Regions from separate parts of the Homo sapiens genome. Here region 2 is linked to region 1. A link is a contact called in ENCODE POLR2A ChIA-PET data. All regions are on one chromosome and are shown on one strand. Each heading gives the region's core, a stretch centred on a gene start or an enhancer-like site at or near the end of the contact. The rest is flanking DNA. Distances are from core to core; before and after follow the strand shown. Region 1 holds the start of CTC1 (CST telomere replication complex component 1). Region 2 holds the start of AATF (apoptosis antagonizing transcription factor).

Region 1 (4,302 bases), core at 1,803-4,302:
ATGCAGTTGGAGACCATTATCCTTAGCAAACTAATCCAAGAACAGAAAACCAAATACTGCATGTTTGTTCCCACTTATAAGTGGGAGCTAAATAACGAGAACACGTGAACACAAAGAGGGAAATAACAGACACTGGGTCCTACTTGAGGGTGGGAAGAGAGAGATTGGAAAAAATACCCATCAAGTACTATGCTTAGTACAGGGGTGACGAAATAATCTCTATACCAAACCCCCATGACATGAGGTTACCTACATAATAAACCTGCGCACGTCCCCCTGAATCTAAAATAAAAGTTAAAAGGAAAAAAAAGTCTTCAAGTTCTAGATGTCTTCAGCATCCTTGTGGACAGCCCTACCACTGACTTTCAGCCCACTTCAGCCACACACTCATTCATGGTCAGAGTTGTGGAAGGCAGACCAAATCACCATTCAGAGTTGCCCCACCAGTATAAGCAAAGTTCCGACTCTCACGCTTTTTGTCTTCCTCTCCCAGTATTCTTTTGTAGTTCCTGTTTCTCGGATGGCCTATCCTTTGCTTGGTGCACTGAATACGACTGTCTCTCAAAGTGATCCCATGGCTTCAAGGTAAAATTACCTAAGTTTTGTTAAAAAGGCAAATTCGTGTTTTCATCTACTGAGTAAAAATGGAGCAGACTGGATGTGGTGGCTCTCGCCTGTAATCCCAGCACTCTGGGGGGCCAAGGTGGATCGCTCGAGCCCAGTAGTTCACTACTAGTCTGGGCAACAAGGCAAAGACCCGTCTCTACAAAAAAGAAAAATTAGCTGGGCATGGTGGCTCGTGCCTGTAGTCCCAGCTACTCGGGAGGCTGAGGTGGGAGGATCACCTGAGCCTGGGAAGGTTGAGACCCGCCTGGGCAACATGGTGAAACTCTAAAACAATTCAAAATTAGCTGGATTAGCCTGGCGTGGTAGCACATGCCAGTAGTCCCAGCTACTTGGGAGGCTGAGGTGGGAGGATCACCTTAGCCTGGGAAGGTTGAGACCCGCCTGGGCAACATGGTGAAACTCTAAAACAATTCAAAATTAGCTGGGTTAGCCTGGCGTGGTAGCACACGCCAGTAGTCCCAGCTACTTGGGAGGCTGAGGTGGGAGGATCGCTTGAGCCCAGGGAGGTTGAGGCTGCAGTGAGCCATGATGGTGCCACTGCACTCTAGCCTGGGTGACAGAGTAAGACCTTGTTTCAAAAAAAAAAAAAAAAAAAAAAAGGAGGGAGGAAGAGGAAGATCCAGATTAATACAGGCTGAAGTTTAAGAACACAATATGCTTTCCCACAATTATCTCAACCACTGCATGGGTTTAACAGCCATGGCCAGATGATGATTGTTCCTGTATGTCTACTTTAGCTGAGATCTCATTCCTGAGCTTTAGTCCTATCCATCTGCCAGACTCTCCATGGCCAATCCACAGGCAGCACACATGCCCAACACTGAACTTTCCACAAAACCCTGTCCTTTTCTAGAACTCTTCTAGTGTTATGTTCACTAACTTAGCAAATAGTACCCTTAACCAAACAGTTGTTCTATCCTGAAACCTAGATGTCCTCCTTAGCTCCTTCCTTTCCCTACATAGGTCCCAGTCCTGGCTGGGTGCAGTGGCTCACGCCTGTAATCCCAGCAGTTTCGGAGGCCAAGGCGGGCAGATCACGACGTCAGGAGATCGAGACCATCCTGGCTAACATGGTGAAACACCGTCTGTACTTAAAAAAAAGAAAAAAAATACAAAAATGAGCTGGGCATGGCGGCGCGTGCCTGTATGCCTGTAATTCCAGCTACTCGGGAGGCTGAGGCAGAAGAATCGCTTGAACCTGGGAGGCAGAGGTTGCAGTGAGCCGAGATCGCGTCACTGCACTCCAGCCTGGTGACAAAGCTAGACTCCGTCTCAAAACACACACACACACACACGCACACAAACCAATCCTTTAGATTGTATTTTCTTAACATCTTATTTATTTATTTATTTATTTATTTATTTATTTATTTATTTATTTGAGATGGAGTCTGGCTCTGTCGTCCAGGCTAGAGTGCAGTGGCGCGATCTCGGCTCACTGCAACCTCCACTTCCGTGGTTCCCTGCTCAGCTTCCTGAGCAGCTGGGATTACCGGCGTGTGCCACCACACCCAATTACCCTCATGTTAAAGTCGCTGCTTAGCAAGAGGTACAAAACTGTCAGCTCTGACCCCTCCACCACCACCCAACTGAACTTTTGAGTTTTTCAGACACCTGCTCTATCCTCCTGCCTTTGAATATGTGTTTGCTTCCGTCCTGAAACCCCTTCCGGCGCTTTTTTTTTTTTTTTTTTTTTTTTGACAGAGTCTCGCTCTGTTGCCCAGGCTGGAGTGCTGTGGCACAATCTCAGCTCACTGCAGCCTCCGTCTACCCGGTTCAAGCGATTCTCCTGCCTCAACCTTCTGAGTAGCTGGAATTACAGGTGCGCGCCACCACGCCCGGCTAATTTTTGTATTTTTAGTAGAGATGAGGTTTCACCATGTTGGTCAGGCTGGTCTCGAACTCCTGACCTCAAGTAATCCGCCCGCCTCCGCCTCCCACAGTGCTGGATTACAAGCGTGAGCCACCACACCCAGCCCCTTTCGGCGCTTTTTGCCTTCTACACGCACTTCGGGTCTCAGACGCTTTTACTTATTATGGTTGCCCTTTTCCCCTACAGCTCCGTCAAGGGTCTTCTCCAGGAACCCACAGCCCCATAGTTCCCCCATTAACCTGCTCCTGGTTTCCCACCAGGATTAAACCCTAGAGAGTGAACGGAGACCAGTTTAAGGCTCACAGCGGGCGCCGCGTGAATGAGGGAATAAACATTCGCAGAACCAGTAAGAGGTAGGAGCGGACCGACTCACAACCCCCTCACCCATGGGCCGGACGCGGCCAGCGAGCCCAGAGAGACAAGGCAGAGGAAATAGGAAGAGAAAGAGTATCTGTGACAAACAAGAAAAAAGGAACAAGAGACGTAATAGCAGCACTCACGGAGGAAGGGACCTGGGCCCGGCCAGCCGCCATGATGCGCCGGAGCTCCGCCCCCGGGAGGGGCAGGTGCTCGCTTGGGGGTGGGGATGGGGGTGGGGGGGCGCTCGGTGACGTCACCGGTGAGCGGGTTTCCTCGCCACCTCCAGCTCCTTCTCGCTGCTCACCCCCTCGCTTCCTAGAGACTCCGCGAGGCGCCTCGGTGCACCATCCCAACTCCCGACACCCCTGTCTCTTTTCTCTGATTTTTTTTTTTTTAAGACGAAGCCTGGTTCTGTCGCCCAGGCTGGAGTGCAGTGGCGCGATCTCGGCTCACTGCAACCCCCGCCTCCCAGGTTCAAGGGATTTTCCGGCCTCAGCCTCCTGAGTAGCTAGGATTACAGGCACCTGCCACCACCACGCCCGGCTAATTTTTTTTTTTTTTTTTTTTTTTGTATTTTTAGTAGAGACGGGGTTTCACCATGTGGCCAGGCTGGTCTCAAACTCCTGACCTCAGGTGATCCACCCGCCTCAGCCTCCCAAAGTGCTGGGATTACAGGCGTGAAACACAGCCCCTGGCCCTCTCTGATTTTTTTGAGACGAGGTCTCGCTCTATCGCCCAGGCTGGAGTGCAGCGGCGCCATCTCGGTTCACTGCAGCCTCGACCTCCCGGGCTCAAGCGATCCTCCCACCTCAGCCCACCAAGTAGCTGGGATCGCAGGCTTGCACCGCCACACCCGGCTAATTTTTGTATTTTTCTGTAGCGACATGGTTTCGCCATGTTGCCCAGACTGGTCTCGAACTCCTGGGCTCAAGCGATCTGCCCGCCTCGGGCTCCCAAAGTGCTCGGATTACAGGCGGGAGCCACCGCGCCCAGCCTCCGTCTCCCTCCTAAGTGACATCCTGTCCGGCATCCCGCAGGCCTTCAGATGGATGGGGTAGCAGAGCTCAGGAACTCAAACACAGCCCGCCTGGTGGATGACTTCTAAGCATCTTTCAGTCTCCCTGATCTTGCCAAGCAGAGAAGGGCTTCCTCGTAATGCCACCAAAGCACAACTTTCACATGCTTGCTTTATGGCCTTAACTAACTGATGTCATTACTTAACTGTCCCCGCGGGGACGGGGAACTGAATGTATTTTCACAAACGTCAGTTCAAGACAGATTTGTGGGAGAAACCACCTGGGGATAAACCTCTCCCCACCAAGAACCTAGAATTCGGCCGGGTGGCTGGGGAAAAGTGGGCGGGGCGTAGTCGCCCCGGCGCTGGCAGGTCCAGTCTCTGCCCGCGGCGCACGCGGATGACGTAACAAACGCGCGCGACGATT
Region 2 (4,302 bases), core at 1,222-3,721, about 29 Mb after region 1:
AGTATTACCTGTGGAGAGCCAGGATAGGCATTGCCAGGGCTGGCACCTGAGGGTGGACAGCATCTGAAGAGAGGCAAGTGGGAACTTGGTTTTCCCAAACTCTTGAAACTCCTTGTCAAGTGAGCAGACAGTTGTTTGGGACAATTGGAAAGTGTCACCCCTTGCCCATCCTCTGCTGTGCCTAATCGCCTGCCACTTTGCAGCCCTTGGAGGGCAGGGAGAGGGATTGTGGACTGGGCGCCCCTCCGCCTTCTCTGGAGAAGGCCATTCTGTTAGGGAACTGCTCACCCTTATTCTCCTCTCCCTGTTCCTCTCATCTGCTCTCATCTCTACATCAGTCAGAGGTTGAAACTCCTCGCCACAGTCCACTCTCCATCTCCATCCCTACCCCATCAATAAGCCCTTCCCCCACCATCTCAAGACACTGGAATGCAGGTAGGGAGAGGCCCCCAGAGGGAGTATTTGAGAATTTGCTCCCCTGTCCCTTGCCTCAACTACTCTCAGTTGCATCTTAATTCCTAGAATTACTTCCTCTTCCCTCCACTCCTGGAGTCCTCTTTCTACCTTCAGTATAAGGTCAGGCAAACATTTTGGGGGGCCCTGGGATGTGTGTGACAGTAGAACGGTCTTGATTCCTTGCTAAAATGGCTTCCCAAGTCAGTAGGGACCAGGACAGAGAAGGGAGAGTAAGTAAACAGGTCTATGGCATTTTCTGCTGAGTGTTTGCCCAGCACAGCCCCCAAATTGACCAGCAGTGTCCTGTTTGCATGACAGCTTAGAGGTGGTCTCTGCAGTGACTCACCTCCCTTTCTCTTTTCTTCCTTCTCTTTACCTCAAAGGCCAGGTTTCTAAGCATTGTAAGTACCCAACATAGCAAGGGGATAGGATTGCAGGAGGTAGTTTCTTAAATGTGGGGTGGGAGAAACATTTTTGTCCTTTGAAGCCCCATGGCACCTTGTCAAGGAGCAAGGAACACACTTTTGCTTGGGAGGCCCGGACACAGGCACAAGACTGCAATTATAGAGGATAAACGAAAAACTGTTCTCTTAGGCTAAGCTCTCTTATGGATGGTAAAAAGCCGTTTTCTTCTCCTGAGTGCCCTGCCTAGCCTGGCATTCTTTTCCTTCCATGTCTGAGGGGGTTTACCCTCAGACAGGTTCTCCTTCCCCTCTGCAGCCCTGGTTGTCTTCATTCTTCAAGGGCCACTTTACAGGGACATGGAACAGGCTCCACTAAAGTGGTGTCCTCTTATTGCTCTTGGCCCTGAGGACATATGAAGATTGTGAAAGTCAGAGATCCTCTCTTCCCTTGGTTTTCATGGGAGACAGTAGAGAGCTGAGGGTTCCCCAGTTGTTCAGCTGTGGGATCCAACTGGCCCGGGCTGTACCCAAGGGGCACTGCCACAGTGCACCACTAACATCTCTTTTCTGGATCCTTTTGAGGCAGATTCTGTTTAGAGGGGTCTAGGTCTCTACAGGCAACCTCCAACAGATACCATAAGAATAGACCACTTTGTAGTCACACTTATCATCCCTTATTGCAGTTTCTGTTTACATGTTTGTCTACCCTCCTAGGCTGATTACCGTGGGGGGGAGAATCCAACTTACTTATCTTGTATCTTATCTAGCAGTGCCTGCCACATAGTGGGCAGTCAGGGAATGCTTGATGAAGGAAAGAGGATGTAAAGCGATTGTGTCTTTCCGTGTGCGGGGTGCAATTACATTTATACTATTAAGTCTTTATATTTTGAGTCTGTCCCTCTAACGGTAGACCTGTATTTTTCTGCATTTGTGCACCTGCTTAAGCTGCCTGAGCATGCCCTCATCTCTGAACAGCAAAGATAATCAATACCGAGGGGTATGCAGTGGAGTAATCCACACCCCACCCCCTTTCCCTTGCTCAGGCAAGGGTACTTAGAGACGCTACTGAAACTATCTTTAGCCACAGCGATTCCTAAGTATTCCCATTAAGAAAGACGCCAGCAGTCCGCCACACACTTACACGTGCATATCCCTGACATAGGATTCCCAAATCCTGGCCGCTGAAGGGCGGGAGGCGTGTGCCCGGCCTCAGACTACTATAAATTGCGAAATGACAAACCTGCTTTGGGTCCCAGTCTCTGCGTGCCCGAGTGCGCACCCGCGATTCGAGCAGCTTAAGCCCTACTCCCTCCTCCTTCCCAAATCAGCCACCGTGGGCCACGGCTACGCTATGCTTTATTCCTAAGCGAATCTCGCACAAATCTCGAGGCATATTTTGTACAAGGGGACACTGGCCGCGCGCATCGCAATCGCATCTCAGCGACAGAAGCGGTCACGTGCCTTGGCGCGCTTCCGCACCGCCCCTTCCCGCGCACTCGCACGCGCACGCGCACACGCGCCCATACGGCTCCAATCCCTTCAACCTTCTGCGCGCTTCCGCCTTCATGCTAGCAACGCCCGCAGTGACGCGCAGGCCCCGCCCCCTCCCGCGCGCCTCCCGGAAGTGGCCGGTCCAGAGCTGTGGGGTGGCCTCCGCGCGGTCTCTGGCGGAGTCGGGGAATCGGATCAAGGCGAGAGGATCCGGCAGGGAAGGAGCTTCGGGGCCGGGGGTTGGGCCGCACATTTACGTGCGCGAAGCGGAGTGGACCGGGAGCTGGTGACGATGGCGGGGCCGCAGCCCCTGGCGCTGCAACTGGAACAGTTGTTGAACCCGCGACCAAGCGAGGCGGACCCTGAAGCGGACCCCGAGGAAGGTGAGGCCGGACTGGGGCAGGCCACGTGCGGAGCGGTGGGCCAGGCCCTGTGGGGCAAGGGGGCGGCGTGGGAGGGGCGTGCGCGAGGCCGCCGGGCCTGCGCTCCTTCGCTTGGCGCAGAGGAACGTCGCCTCCCGCGAGGGTGGTCCCGGCCTCGGGAGGAGGGCTTCGGCTTCTTTTCACACGCACTCGAAACTTGGTGCTCGGCTGGATGGGCGGAACAGATCGAGGGCTCAGGCCGAGAGGAGCTGGTCTTCAGGTTTACTTGCTCCAGGCCTGTTGGAGGGAGCCAGAGAGTCTGCTAGCAAGTTGGAAGTTAGCTTTGAGGATGCCCTTTCTGGTATTGCGTTAGAAAGGAGGAGAAGAAAGTCGCATGTTTTTAATTCAGGTTGCCCTTCAAAACTAAGTTGGAGACTGATGGAAGGATTTTCTGGTGCTGTTTAAGTCTCTTGAAGTCTCAAGACACTTGTTCAGTGGCTGACGACTGAGACTCCTGTTCTGTAAGCTGATGTTCAGAGTCTAGCTGGGAGTAATCCCGCTTTAGACTTGAGTCGGAAGTGTGAGAAAGGGATAATAAGGAGGGATAAATGCGAGTGCTGAACCGTATCTTAGGAAGATCAGTTGAAGAAACTCGGGACTGTTTAGCCAGAATAAGCAAAGAAAACTCCCCAAAGAATGGGACAGAGTGAGGGGAGAACGTGATGACTGATTTAAGATATTGGAGCGACTGTCACACATTGAAGAGGAATTCAACTAGTTTGATAGGATCCAAGTCATAGAAATAGATCCCACTAGTAGATGCCAGGAGTCAACTTTCTGTTTAGAAACAGCAGTAAGACAGTGTTCTACTTTGGGAGAGAGTGAATTTCCTATTCCTGGAAGTTGGTGGGGATTTCGTAAAGGACGTTCAACTATGAGATAAATGGGTCGACCAGGGTTCCCGTTAAAGTTTCTGCTAACCTGGAGATTCTGTTTACTTTTCCCTCTCCCCCGACAGCCACTGCTGCCAGGGTGATTGACAGGTTTGATGAAGGGGAAGATGGGGAAGGTGATTTCCTAGTAGTGGGTAGCATTAGAAAACTGGCATCAGCCTCCCTCTTGGACACGGACAAAAGGTATTGCGGCAAAACCACCTCTAGAAAAGCATGGAATGAAGACCATTGGGAGCAGACTCTGCCAGGATCGTCTGGTGAGTAGACATTTTTGAATGGAACTCTTCTCTTCCCTAATTTTTTCAGGGTTAAAATCCTCCGGTCATCCCCCATGATCTTTGCAAGAGTAGTCTGCGGATCTTTTTTTTGAGACAGAGTTTGGCTCTTGTTGCCCAGGCTGGAGTGTGATGGCGCCATCTCGGCTCACCGCAACCTCCACCTCTGGAGTTCAAGCGAGGCTCCTGCCTCAGCCTCCCGAGTAGCTGGGATTACAGGCATGCACCACCACGCCCGGCTAATTTTGTATTTTTAGTAGAGACGGGGTTTGTCCATGTTGGTCAGGCACCCCTATCTGTTATCTTAGGAGAGACCATTGATTTGGTATTAGAAAGGGTCTTAGAGGTTACTTCATTTCAC

Evidence for each region. ChIA-PET counts read pairs that join two places held with the same protein, here RNA polymerase II (POLR2A).
Region 2: POLR2A ChIA-PET joins it to region 1 with 14 read pairs in CD8-positive, alpha-beta memory T cell. The contact joins the promoter of AATF here to the promoter of CTC1 in region 1. POLR2A ChIA-PET finds 5 or more read pairs at or near these places in 2 of 52 experiments (CD8-positive, alpha-beta memory T cell and activated CD4-positive, alpha-beta T cell).

What each region holds. Positions count from the first base shown.
Region 1 is chr17:8,245,004-8,249,305 of GRCh38, forward strand. CTC1 (CST telomere replication complex component 1) reads right to left here and starts at 3,053. Exons shown (of 23, transcript NM_025099.6): 1 at 3,001-3,053. The coding sequence starts at 3,033. PFAS (phosphoribosylformylglycinamidine synthase) reads left to right here and starts at 4,286. Exons shown (of 28, transcript NM_012393.3): 1 at 4,286-4,302. RefSeq lists enhancers at 2,850-2,989, 3,470-3,589, 3,714-4,302 and a silencer at 3,080-3,129.
Region 2 is chr17:36,946,483-36,950,784 of GRCh38, forward strand. It overlaps AATF (apoptosis antagonizing transcription factor), which reads left to right and starts at 2,472. Exons shown (of 12, transcript NM_012138.4): 1 at 2,472-2,734; 2 at 3,732-3,923. The coding sequence starts at 2,644.